Linked DNA regions of Homo sapiens: regions 1 and 2 are each linked to region 3. A link is a contact called in ENCODE Hi-C or POLR2A ChIA-PET data. All regions are on one chromosome and are shown on one strand. Each heading gives the region's core, a stretch centred on a gene start or an enhancer-like site at or near the end of the contact. The rest is flanking DNA. Distances are from core to core; before and after follow the strand shown. Region 1 overlaps PARD3B (par-3 family cell polarity regulator beta). Region 2 overlaps PARD3B (par-3 family cell polarity regulator beta). Region 3 overlaps PARD3B (par-3 family cell polarity regulator beta).

Region 1 (4,129 bases), core at 1,488-3,987, 58 kb after region 3:
AAGGACAGCTTATTTTATAGATGAGGAAACTGTGGCCCAGGGAGATATGGTGGTGACACATCAGGGAGTGACCTGGATAGCCTTGGTTTTCAATTTTTACTTTGCTAGAATGTGTCCCAAATTTGTCCTGATTTATTTTTTGTTTGGAAAAAGTTGGTTCTGATAGAGATAGGTTAAATGACTTATCCTGATCACACAGCTAGATCAAATACTGCAGGGTCTAGAACTAGCTCCATATCACTGACTCTCAAGGGACAAAGATTGGGTTGGGCCAACCTTGATCTATGGCCACAAAAAGCCTCTTATGGAACAGTAGGTGGTCAGGTACTAATCATGAAGGCAGTGTAGGGACTAGTCAGGGGAAGGACCGGGAGACTCCCACCCTCCTAAACTTCAAAATAATTTTCCTCACTAATTTGTCTTTTTTACAGATGGCCCTATATGTACATACTTAAAAAATCAGAAAGTCTATTAAAATATCCACGTTATTAAAAAAAACCCCACATCTATGGATCCCATTAGTATATTGGTTTTAGTGGAACTTTCCTACACATACAAACACACACACACACACACGGGATGAGAAGATAAGAAGACAGAAGCAAACTCATTTCTGAAATGTATAGGATTTAAAAGACATTTTCTCCACCTCCATTTCCTGGTCTTGTTCTCTCAGTAGCTTTTGATTTATACCTATTCATAGTATCTATTTATTAATTTACACTCTACTCAATTCCAAAAGGATGTGAGGTGCTATCACATATAGTACCTAAAATATATGGATAATTGAAATCTACAATTAATTTTTAAAAAGTCATGCAACTGAACAAGCACTGTTCTAGAAGCCAAGAAATGTGGGTTCCAGTTCTAGTTCCTTATTCAACATCAGAGTACACATTGAATTTTAACTTTTATTTGCTCATTTGTAAAATAATATCGATTACCTACACAATTGCTAATTATAAAATTCTGTGGAACTGCATATTTCTAGGTCAGCATTTCACAAACGTTTTTCTGAGGCATGCATACATCTTTTGAGTGGAGGTGAGGTTTTGGGGTAGATAAGCATTGGGATTCTGTTTATTGGCTACTTTCTAGACTTCTTCACCCTTTCTTCCACACTAGCATAACCAATCCTATTTGTCCAAAGATGGAGAATGAACAAATTTAAATAGCATCTAGAACTTAAGCGCTCAATAAATGTTATTTATTAACTAGAATCAAGCATCCATTGAAACCCTAATACATGCTCAGAAGAACCATGGGGTTTCACAGAGAAGACTTGGAAAATTCTCGAACTATAAATTTTTAAGTCCAAATAGATCATGTGAATATGATTCTTTCCAATTTCGCCTGGGATTTTGGTTACCACATCTCATCATTTAAATGAACTCTCAGGCCAGCAATCTCTGTACTATATGGTAACATGCTTTGGCTGATTTCAGAGCCACAGAATCTTAAAGTGTGAAAGTGATTTGCTACTTAGGGCTGAATCCCCAGGGTTCAGTCATTCAGCATTACATTAGAAAATCCATTAGAAAATAAATGATAGGAAATAATTTAGATGAATGAGGTTGGAATTATGTGGTTGCCCACTTGATTTAAAACTCATCTTACGAATTAAAAATATATACCCCATCAGCTTATAGGGCATGAGACTATGAACCCCTTTATGTCAGTAGATTTCTGCTGTTCGTCTTTGTAACCCTTGATTGTTAGATGAAGAATTAAGAAATAATACTTACTGTAAGCCTACTGTACTGTTTTAAAGATTTGGACAAGGCTTCATGAAGAAGGTCATATTTGAGCTTGAACTTAAAAGGTGCATATGAGTTCACTATACAGTAAAGAGACAAAGGAATGAGCCAGCTAAAGAGAACAGTATCTGCAAAGGCACAGAGGTTTGAAGGTGGTAAATTTGGAATGGCAAGTGGTTCACAGTGGCTGCAAGTTAAGGTGACTGTGAAAGACTGGCCAGCAATAAAGGTGGGCAGAGAGGAAGCAGCTAGATCATGAAGGGCCTGGGAATATGAATATGCATGCATAAGTATTACATCCTGGAAGATAAAGAAAGAATGGGAGGAGTCAACCTCTGTATGCATTACATGGAGAAGGTGGTTGTTGGTTTTTAACAGAATATTGTTGATGGTTATCTTGTGTTGGAAAAAGAAATATAAAAATTATACTGAACACTGAGTATATTTTGATATCAGATTCCAGAAAAACATAAATTTTGGGTGCTCAATGTGATGTAATCACAAAAATCTCTTGATTCCTAATATTTGTTGAATTGTGTCTGCTTAATTAAGAAAAGCAATGTAAGCCAATGAAGATTAAATTTGCTATTTTCTTAAGAAAGTGGCCTTAAGAGTGAGAAAACCAGTAAAAAATTAAGCCCTATTTCTCTTGTACCAGGTTGGGTGAATGAGCTGTGAAAAGTACAACCAGTTCCAATGGCTACACTAGCTGACTGGGGAAGGGAGATGAAGGGCCTGGGTTCAATGGCTGACATTTCATGAGCACCCTGTTAGGAGGAACTGCTGGGGCACAGGTGCTGCAAAACTCCTCTCACCGCCCCTCCCATTCTTCACCTAAGCAGGCTTTCAGGGTGGACCAGACAGGACAGCCAGGTCACACTCCCAGAAGTGCCATCAATACTGCCTCTACTGCCAACCACATCTCTCCATCTGGAGGTGCACAGCCTATGGCCACATCCTGCCCCGGAGCCAACAACAGGAAAACAGAATGGGTGGAGACCAAAGCTGGCTGTGTTGCTTCCTTCTTTAACTTCGCTATCTGAAAAACCTGACAAATATGTTTTTTCTTTGCTTTTTAAGTTCCAGAAATGCAAAGTACTCAAACTGCTAGAACCATGAAAGTGGGTAAGGGATGATTTTTTTACGTCATTCATCCTTGCCCAAATTTCTCCTGCTGATTCAGAGGAACCATCTGCATCAGCTTGCTAACGAGTTTAGATATGGTTCTCAGGGTGATGGGAAGCCAGTGAAGGTCGTTAAGCAGGGGAGTTATATTACATAATCAGATTTGTGATTTAGAAAGGCAGCTCTGGCAACAGTAGGGACTGGAGAAAGCACACAGTGTAAAGAAAGAGGTCAGTCTGAGGCCTCTGCAATAGTCTAATTGATGGCAAAGCTCTGGCCTGCTGTGGTGGCTGTGGACAAGGAAGCTGAATAGCTGACAGAGTGGGGGAGGTAGAAGGAAACGGTGGAACTGGAGGTGATGCCAAGGTTTCAGGCCAAATGGTTGGAAGGGAATGTTTCCCACCTAACAGTGAGCTAGTCTCATCATTTAATCTGGTACTAAGTGAAATGAGATTGTAGACCAAGGAGTTTAGTATTTTCAGGGTTTTGGCATATATTCTCAAAGTAAACCCCAAGACAGTTATATTAGTTGGTTGTTTTAGGAATTGCATGTCAGAGGCAGCACAGCAAAATGGTTTCTCACACCACAGCCAGCAACAGTTCAAATTCTGGCTCTGCCACCTAATAGCTATGGGATTTCTGCTGAGTTACTAAACTTCTCTGTACCTATTCCTCAACTCTTAAACGATAAAAATAATAAAAGCCGACTAATTAAGTATGACGAGGCTTAAATAAATGAGTTATTATGAGTAAGGGATTTAGATGGTGTGTACTCATGTAATAAATATTGTTTTCTCTGACTTATCAAAAATCATATGGAAGAAGTAGACAGTCCACACTTTCAAAGAAGGGGAATCTCGGCTGACTTTTTTTTCTTGCATTCGATATTATGTTGTTTCAATATTCCAACAAAAAAGCTGAAGAAAACAATCTTTTTTCCCTGACAAAGCTCATAAGAGAGAGGTGAAAACAAATTCTCCGGCACAGAAGTACTCTGAGGTTCGGCCATTTGAAGACCACAGTGCTTGCTTATAAATAGAATATTAAAATAAGCAAGAGCAATTTTCTCCTTTCGTCTTCCCTTATTGCCTAATTTTCCTCTCATACCATTTGCATAATGGATAAAAAGGCATCCATTATGCAAATGAATGATGGGGCTGTAAGGTTGCTGAAGCCACAAGGCTGGCTCCAGATGAAGAGAAGCTGCCACAAAGCCCTCCAGCAGCCACGTTCCAGCAGACTGCTTC
Region 2 (4,365 bases), core at 1,805-4,304, 52 kb before region 3:
AATAGCAGGTAAACAAGAGTAGATATTCTGTAAAGTTGACAAATCAAGAAAAAGGGGAATACGTGTAAAATTTAATTTTAAGTTTTATCATAGCCACCTTAAAAATGTAAAAACAGCAACTGTGATCAGGGGTTGCCTGTGGGACTGAAACAAAATAGGAGCCAGGGAGGCTGAGTTTTCATTTTACTTTTTTATGATTTGAGTTTTGAGCATGTGGATATATTAATTCTATAATAAAAATACTAGTTTAAATGTACACAGATAAAAGGCTCTCAGCAAGAACCTGAAAAGTTCTAATTCTATACCATAGCTCACCAACTTGAACTTACTGGAAAATGGTTGATTTCTGGGTAGTAAAGTATGAGTACAGAAAATCTCTTAGAATCTTTAAATAAATATAAACTATATGGTATCTGCCTGTGATTTTATAATTCATGGAGAATTAAACTCTTAAGCACATTAATTTTTACGTTAGCATAATCTTATTAAATGTTTTTTGGTTAAGATATAAATTTATGGTTTATATTATCAGCACACATTATTTATGTATACTTAGAATAATATATTACTAATTTCTAAAACTTATTCTCAGGAGGTGCTATAATCTCCCTCAAGATTTGTGTGCCCTCCAAAATTCATGTTGAAACTGAATCCCCAATGCAACAGTATTAAGAAGTGTGGCCTTTGGGAGGTGATCAGGTCTTGAGTGATCTGCCCTCATGAATGGCTTAATGCCTTATAAAAGGGCTGGAGGGAATTGGCGAAGCCTTTTTTGTCCCTTTTGCTCTTTTTGCCCTTCTGCCTTCTGTCATGTAAGGATACAGCAACAGGGTGCCATACTGAAAACAGAGAGAATCCCTTACCAGACACCAAATCTGCTGGTGCCTTATCTTAGACTTCCTGCCTCTAGCAATGTGAGAAACGAATTTCTGTTCTTTATAAATTACCTAGTCTCGGGTATTTTGCTATGTATAGCAGCACAAACAGACTAAGACACAAGGTAATAATAACATTGGATTAGCTTTTTGAGATAAAGTAATTTATTTAAATCATGGTTATCTTTTAAAACACATCATGTAAGAACAGATCTATGCAATGTATTGAACCTACTTGTTCTGGTCGTTATTGCTGCATAGCAAATCATCAGGCAACTCAGTGGTATAAAGCAATATGTATTCTGGTTTACATATTCACATCTCATAGAGTTTGTGGGTCAGGGATTCAGGAAAGGCTAAGCTGGGCAGCCCTCGCTTGGGGTCTCTCACAAGGCTGCAGTCAGATGTAGAGTCGGCTGCTGCCAAGGCTCCACAGGTCTGGGCATCCATGACGGCTCACTTACGTGGCTGGCCATTGATGCGAGCTGGAAGCTGGGAGATCTGCCATGGCTGCCAACTAGATTGCCTACACATGGCCTTTCTAGCAAAGTGGACTCAGAGAAATGGACTTTCTTACATGGCATCTGGCTTGTCCCAGAGCAAATGCCCAAGGGAATCAGATGGAAGCCACAGGTATAGCCTTTTCTGAACTAGTCTCAGAAGTCACACAATGTCTGCTGCACGCTATGATTTTCAATTAAGTCACTGGGCCAGTCCAGATTCAAGAAGAGAGGACATTAGACCTCAGCTCTTCACTGAAACAGTGTCAAATATTTTATTAACATGTTTGACAATCTCCACACTTACCCTATGGATTAAAAAAATTACATGAATTTAAGCAAAATACTACAAGTTTAAATTAATGAAGTCACATTTACTTTAAATTTCTATCTTGATAGAATACTTATGTGAACCCTAATGGATTAAGTAGCATTCATTAAGAGACAGAATTACTCAGGAAAAAAAGTGGGTCTTTGGTCTATCTTTAGAAAAGAAATACTCTCACCTGAAAACATAAAAGGAAAACCATACAATTAATAAAAATTATGAAGAATGATGCTGCGATAGCCATTGAGTGAACCTACAATACTAAATTGCTCTGTCACATCTAATAAAAGGAACAAAGCTAAATTATAAATACCCATTCAGAGTTTTGAATGCCTTAACTTGCTAACTAAAATTCTCAAGGCTCCTAATTAGCTCAGGTTAAACATTTAACCACACAAAAGCACCTTTTCATAAATAAACTATATCTCACTCTTAATTACATAAATCACCTTTTTGGAAAGCCATGCATGTTATACAGACATAAACTGACTCTCTGGGATTAAAATCACAATGAAGTCATTCTTAATTATTAAGTCAAAAACCAAAGGGCAGCATTTTAATAATTAGGTAAGTTTAATTTGTGACAAATGCAAATAACTACTTTCCATTAAAAGAGACATTGAAATGATTATGTGTTCTATTCCTTTATAAACTTCCCCACCTCAACACAAAAATTCCTATGGCCAACTCTCTTTTGTTGTTTAAATAGGAAAGTAAGGAGCTATGAAGTGATTAGTAGCAACACAGGTATTCAACTGAACAGTCTCTTTTAAATAAGTGCTATTTCTTAATGCTCATGTGTTCTATAATCAAAAAAATCCCCAAGGATATATATATATATCCCAGACGTCCCTATTCTGTTATCTCTCAGGCATCTCTCTCACCTATTCTCTAAGAAATCATTGCATAGGTTTAAATTTCCTTGGAATCATATAATATTTCATTAAAAATAAGATTTGGAGGGGTACAGAAGGCTCTGCATTTTTGGCTTCTTCAAGTAACAGAGATCACTCTCAGAACTACAGAATGCATGAACTTCACGGCTTTCTCTAAAATCAAGCACGCATGCATCAAGAGAAACTGCCAGGCAAATACTGAGAGTGTTCTGCAAAAGGGTATGACTGAATTGTTACTTATCTTTTATTCTAGACCCAAGTTCTTAAAAACAGAAAAGAAACAGAAAATTCGCCTTGAGCCATGAAACTTGAGAACTCAAAGGGAAGTTTTCTGACACTCTCAACTGATGAATAAAACTGATAAAAGCAAAACAAAACCAAGCAAAGTTCTGTAATTTGTTCAAGGCTCTAAAGGAAGCCAAGTCCCTGATCTTTCAGGCCTTTTCAAGTACCTGTGGCTTTTGACATTTCTTAGAAATGACAATACTCCTCCCTCCCTCCCTCTCTACTCACCTGACAATCTAAATCTTGAGAGAGATATATATATTTGTTTATATCTATATATAGACAAAGATAATGAAGCAAACGATGTGTGATTGGTGGACCGGATTCAGGGGCAACTTTGTTGCTATTAATGAGTTGTGACGCAGTGAGTATTTCTCACAATGTCTTCTATGGGATGTTAGTGGATGGTGCTTCCAAAATGATCCTGCAGTCAAATAAATTTAGGAAATAGTAGTTTACTCAGAATATTTAATTTGCTATATTGTGAACTCATGGAGGGAATATAGTATGTAGCATTTCCAGATCTTAATGAAACACAGATTATCTAGAGCAGTGGTCCCCAATCTTTTTGGCACCAGGGACCAGTTTCATGGAAGGGGGTGGGGGAAATGGGGTAATGGTTTTGGGATGAAATGGTTCCACCTCTGATCATCAGGCATTAGTTAGATTCTCGTAAGGAGCGTACAACCTAGATCCACAGTTCACAATAGGATCCACACTTCCATGAGAACCTAATGCTGCCACTGATGTGACAGGAGCCTGAGCGCAGGCAGTGCTTTCTTGCCTACTGCTTACCTCCTGCTGTGCAGCCTGGCTCCTAACAGGCCATGGACCAGTACTAGTCCATGGCTGGGGGCTGATGATCCCCAATCTAGAGAGCTAGAAATCTGTGGAACAAACTTTGAGAAGCCCTAAACTATATACATTGAACCTGAAGTATGTTAACATTTAAGATAACATTTATTGAAATGATATGGAACTCAATCTGCAGTCTCCTCAGATGTGATGCTAAATGTGGAAAGGGTAATTAGCATAACAAGAGACAAGTTATTATCCAGAAGTTTTAGACATCCTTGAAGTCACCAGCCAGATTAATGGGATTGTTTGAAGCATTGGTGACCAATACTTTTGACTGACTTTAGTTATTTTCTTAGCTGCATCAATCTAGTTATATAAGAATTACCCAGTTGAGACTATAGTTAACCAGACAGCTTTAAACCTGCACTGTGAATCTAAACCTGCACTTCAGAACTTTACAAAGCAATTACAAACAGAACCACTCTGCATCATGAAGTTAGGTAAAACTGAAAGTTTAAAGAAAAGAAAGTTCTCATAAGACACAGGATACTGCACGAATTTAATTACTATGATGTTCACTGTTAATTATAAAATAGTTGTAATTTATCATATAAAATATATAATTTCATAGCTTTAAATAATTACAAGCAGTGGTTCATTTTTGTTGTGGGATATTGTACTAA
Region 3 (4,687 bases), core at 248-2,747:
CTCATCTCAATCATATGCAGAATCTAAAACAGTTTAAATCATAGAAGCAGACAGTAGAATCATGGGTGCCATGGATGAAGGGTTGGAGGAAGTGTTGAGAAGTTGGTCAAAGGGTATAAACCTTCAGTTACAAGATGGATAAATTCTGGGGATCTCATGTACAGCATTAAATATAGTTAATAATACTGTGTTGTTTACCTGAAATTTGATGACAGAAGATTTTTAAGTGCCCTCACCATATAGACACATGCACAAATGGTAACTAAGGATGATGATGAATGTGTTGATTTGATTGTGGTAATAAGTACACAATGCATGCACAGATCAAATCATCACCCTGTACATGTATAATTTATACAATTTTTATTTGTAAATTAAATATTTTAAAATAAAATAGAAAAAAGACTGTCTATATCAGGCTTGACTCTGTCTCATCTGGCTCTTCTCTGCCCACCCACTACACTGCAGCCACCCTGGCCTCCTTGGCTCTCTATCTTTCCAAATTCACCCAGACTGCCCTAGTGCCTTTGTACTAGCTGGTCCCTCTGCGTAGAATGTTCTCCCACCTTTCCCTCTACTCTCAGAATAGCCCTGTCATAGTTACTTGCTCTCTATTCCTTTATCCTGTTTCATTTTCTTCATTGCATTGTTACCATCAGAGAGACTCTTGTGCATTTGTTTACATGTATAACTTCTAAGAGCCAGAAGGGAAGTTTCATGAGAACAGAGATCCTATCTATCTTTTCCCAGTTGTATGCTCAGACCCTAGCGTACCGCGGGCTGTATAAATGTTTGTTAAGTTCAAAAAGGAACAGAGGTAGTTGTGACAGGCGTAGGTTAAGCAAGCATGCAGAAATGCAAGTGGGTCTCAACCAGGACACACAGAATTAATGGACAAATCAGAAATACAGGTTGCTGACTCAACTTATTAGGTCAGGTACAAGGCATCTGTGTGTTGAGGGGTCAGAGCATCGTGTTCGGTGGTTGGGGCAAAACATGGAATAGGAGTCAGCCTTGGATGTCAGAACCGGGCTGGTATTAAACCCAGAGAGACGTGTGGTTATTTATGTATCTGCTCAGCAGGAACCCAGACCACCGATACAGCTCCACGTATACAGAAAAACAGATAACATGACATCTCCTTGCTGATTCTCAAGTGAGAGCATAGTTAAACCAAGATAGAGAATCTGGAATTCAGACTGCCCAAGAGAACACTGTGGCACAAATTCTGTCAACAATCCCAGAGTAACACTTCAGAAAGAAAACAACACAAAATTCATTTGTCTAATTGGGACTCACTGTGAGAGACAATTCCTCCAAGATAATAAAACTTAGCCATGATGTTAGTGGTGAGCCATTCAGCACAACCAAAGGGCACTGTGCATGTGTCACACGGTCAGATCTGTAGGAGAAAGGCTGACACTTTTGGCAATGACAGCAGTCCAAACGAAAAACACAGCCACAGCAAGCCCATCTAACGGTTGCTGTGAATCACCCTGATTATGAGTCACAAGCATGCAATCACTGGCATACAGAAACTCCTGACTAATAGCCGTGAGCAGTTTGCCTTTGCTATCTAAGTGCCGCAGACTGAACACACTCTTGCCCGACCTAAAATCGGCATTAATACCTGAATCACAGCCTGGGGAAGCTCAATATTCCACTGCTGGAAAGAAGATAAACAGCAACAATACAAAGATGCAGCCCTTTTTAGTGCCGCTAGTTAAACTGAATGCATTTAATCTTTCTTCTGCATCTAAAATGTCGGTCATCTTCTCTTGGTGGCATGAATGATATGTAAACACTCCTGCAAAAAGCCAGTTTCTTGAAGGCTTTTCCACATACCAAACGGCAAACAGAATAAAAACCATGGTTACACTGAGTATTATAGAACACAAATCATTACAGTGCCAGAGGGCATGCTGTTTATGGTTCCACAACCAGAGAAAACCACATGATCATTAGTTATAGTGCTTACCTATAGGCTTGAAATATACAACTTATTTCTTTTGTTTAAGATATGCATAATCTGCTCTGGAAACAAATGATGTGCTTCATTAATTATTATGGTATGAAGGTATTATAGATCTATGAGGAAATTACCCACATCAATTGGCTTCTTCTAACCTTGGTCTAGCATGACAAGGAATTAAATAATAGTGTCCTACCAAAAAAAGTTGATCAACATATCTGGACAAATGTCCACATAACCACTACCTACATCACTACAACTAGTAAATCCTATCATTTGGGAATAAAAAATTTAAATAGGTATGAGGCACAATCTGGAGGAAGAATAAACTCTTGCAGAAAATAACAGTGAGGCCTGTAATCCCAGCACTTTGGGAGGCTGGGGCATGTGGATCACCTGAGGTGTGGAGTTCGAGACCAGCTTGCCCAACATGGCAAAACCCCATCTCTACTAAAAATACAAAAATTAGCCGGGTGTGGTGGGGGTGCACCTGTAATCCCAACTACTTGGGAGGCTGAGGCAGGAGAATCACTTGTACCCAGGAGGCAGAGGTTGCAGAGAGCCAAGAACGCGCCACTGCACTCCAGCCTGGGCGACAGAAGTGAGGCTCCATCTCAAAAAAAAAAAAAAAAAAAAAAGAAAGAAAGAAAATGATGGTGAGGCATACATGATCATAGCTAATGCATATCAAGAGCTCACCCTGCACTGGGCATTATTCTTAGTGTATTACATGTTTGTTTATATTCACAGAAATCCTAAAGCTTAGGGATGACTATTACCACCATAGCAGCAGTGAAGAAAAGGGAGACCAAGAGTTAAGGGATTTTCTCCTCACCACACACCTAGTATATGGTAGAAACAGGATTCAAACTCAAACAATTTCTTTCAAAAATCTGCACTCCTATCCCCCAAACAGCAAATCAAGTAGATGCTACCAGAGTCAAGATCTGGAGCTGCCGAAGTAAATACACATCTGTTTTTTTAAGGAAAGGCAGTGTAGTCTTAACTCAGCACCTGAATGATTGAGTTCATCCATGCATCCTTTAAAAGAGAAAAGCCTAAAACTCTTAATTATATATAATTCAAGTTGCAGAAGAAATATGACTGCATAGAATCCCCTTTCAGCAAATATTTCCTGGCTGCAGTATTGAATTGGGAGTCCAGCTACAGCCGGAGCTCTGTAATTAGGGTCCTTGGGAACTGCGAACAAGGTCAGACTCATGGTATTCCCAGTTTAAAAAAACAGGGGGATTTGGCGGGGGGTGGGGGGGTACTGCTGCTAAAAATAAAAATAAATACATACATTTAAAAAAGTAGCTTCTTTACCAAAAAAAAAAAAAAAAAAAAAGGTGTGGGCATGAAGAAAGATGCAAACCCAGAGACCAGAGTTACCAGAGGCAACTCCTCAGCCTTCTCTTTCTTCAATTTCCTTTGCTGGAAGGCCAAAGGTGGGGACCTGTCTAAGCAGCATTGCTGCCACGTACAATTATTATTTTAATCGACATTGTGCTGTGTTAATGAGTGCCAACCATGTGCCAGATGGTGTTGAAAACAAAGCCTTCTCTGCAATCCTGCCCAGTGGGATCACCACCTCTCCTCTCTGTGAAAGCGATCACAAATGTGGTAATGAGCTAACTCCGATGCAACCGAACTTCTAATCCCCCCGACACTCTCTGATTGGGCACTGCACCAAGATTTGGCATAGAAAAGGCACCTGGAGTGCTGTCGGATGATCTCTTCAGGGATAATGGACCAGGGAACTGAGCCTGTAATGATTTCATATCAGTTTGTTCAAGTTCAGTTGCTATTAATTGGGTTCAAGTTCAGCTCCAGTTCACACAATCTAAATAAATAGCTGTTGAAACCAGCTTAGTGCCTGGCACAGTATGTATCTTTGTAACTAACAAGAGGCAAGCAAAAGAGAAAGATGTAGAAGGATGCCTTGCATGCCTGTTTTCTGGTGTATACTGTCAGCCTAGTCGACCTGTGGAGTAAGGGGGGAAAACCCAGTGTCCCAGTTTTTTACAATTATCCATGGTTATATTACTTAATGAATGATCGTATTATGAAGAGTTGAGCCCCAAAACAGGTTACATAGTGAAACTTTCACCTAATTCTTGAGATCAGCTGCAGGCAAAACACTGGCTTGAAGTTAGCATGGTCTGGAATCCGGATTTTCTCTTCATCTTCCATCTACCTTGGCAATTCTAAGATGTTAATTCTATTGTAATCTAACTAAAATCTGAAAAAGAAACGTTTTAGACAAATTATTTGCTAAACAGAGAAAAAGAACAATATTGAAGGGGAAAAACTCTATTTAAAAACAGGGCTTTGCATATTTTATGAGAAAAATCAATCCAAAATCTATTTTGTTCTAGCCCATTAAGATTCACTCTAAGTTGGTTTCGCTAGAATGAAATTTAAAATACATTTCTAAAGATCATTTGTAAGAAAATTTGAATGGAAGCATTTCCAATTCAGTGTTGGCCGGCAAATTCCAATTTCTGTTACAATCCAGTCATAGATACTATGTTTAAATTGGAATGATTAGAGAAGATACTGGCATAGTATTCATAATAGAATTACATAGGGAAGCCAGTATGTTTTAGGTAATGTTAGATAAGACATGCATTACATGTCTACTTTTTGTGACACAATAATATAACATTTAAAATATAACTAACTGAATCATTAGATTTTTATCATCTATTTGTA

What was found. A loop is a pair of places that touch in the nucleus more often than their neighbours do. ChIA-PET counts read pairs that join two places held with the same protein, here RNA polymerase II (POLR2A). Pooled maps may share reads with other maps.
Region 1: a loop to region 3 is called in a pooled map, with 2.4 times the contacts of the local background. The contact joins two enhancer-like sites. A Hi-C loop is called at or near these places in 5 of 50 pooled maps. POLR2A ChIA-PET finds 5 or more read pairs at or near these places in 3 of 52 experiments (CD4-positive, alpha-beta T cell, activated CD8-positive, alpha-beta memory T cell and naive thymus-derived CD8-positive, alpha-beta T cell).
Region 2: a loop to region 3 is called in a pooled map, with 7 times the contacts of the local background. The contact joins two enhancer-like sites. A Hi-C loop is called at or near these places in 7 of 50 pooled maps. POLR2A ChIA-PET finds 5 or more read pairs at or near these places in 6 of 52 experiments (CD4-positive, alpha-beta T cell, WTC11, activated T-cell and 3 more).

What each region holds. Positions count from the first base shown.
Region 1 is chr2:204,966,364-204,970,492 of GRCh38, reverse strand. All of the region lies in intron 3 of PARD3B (par-3 family cell polarity regulator beta), which reads right to left. Among named protein-coding and RNA genes, the nearest start is that of PARD3B, 420 kb to the right of the region's middle. Within about 2 kb of position 2,737, at least 4 of the 41 ENCODE cell types and tissues checked have a DNase peak (open chromatin) inside an H3K27ac peak, as active enhancers do.
Region 2 is chr2:205,075,905-205,080,269 of GRCh38, reverse strand. The region is part of intron 4 of PARD3B (par-3 family cell polarity regulator beta); the gene reads right to left. Among named protein-coding and RNA genes, the nearest start is that of PARD3B, 530 kb to the right of the region's middle. Within about 2 kb of position 3,054, at least 2 of the 41 ENCODE cell types and tissues checked have a DNase peak (open chromatin) inside an H3K27ac peak, as active enhancers do.
Region 3 is chr2:205,022,086-205,026,772 of GRCh38, reverse strand. The region is part of intron 3 of PARD3B (par-3 family cell polarity regulator beta); the gene reads right to left. Among named protein-coding and RNA genes, the nearest start is that of PARD3B, 480 kb to the right of the region's middle. Within about 2 kb of position 1,497, at least 11 of the 41 ENCODE cell types and tissues checked have a DNase peak (open chromatin) inside an H3K27ac peak, as active enhancers do.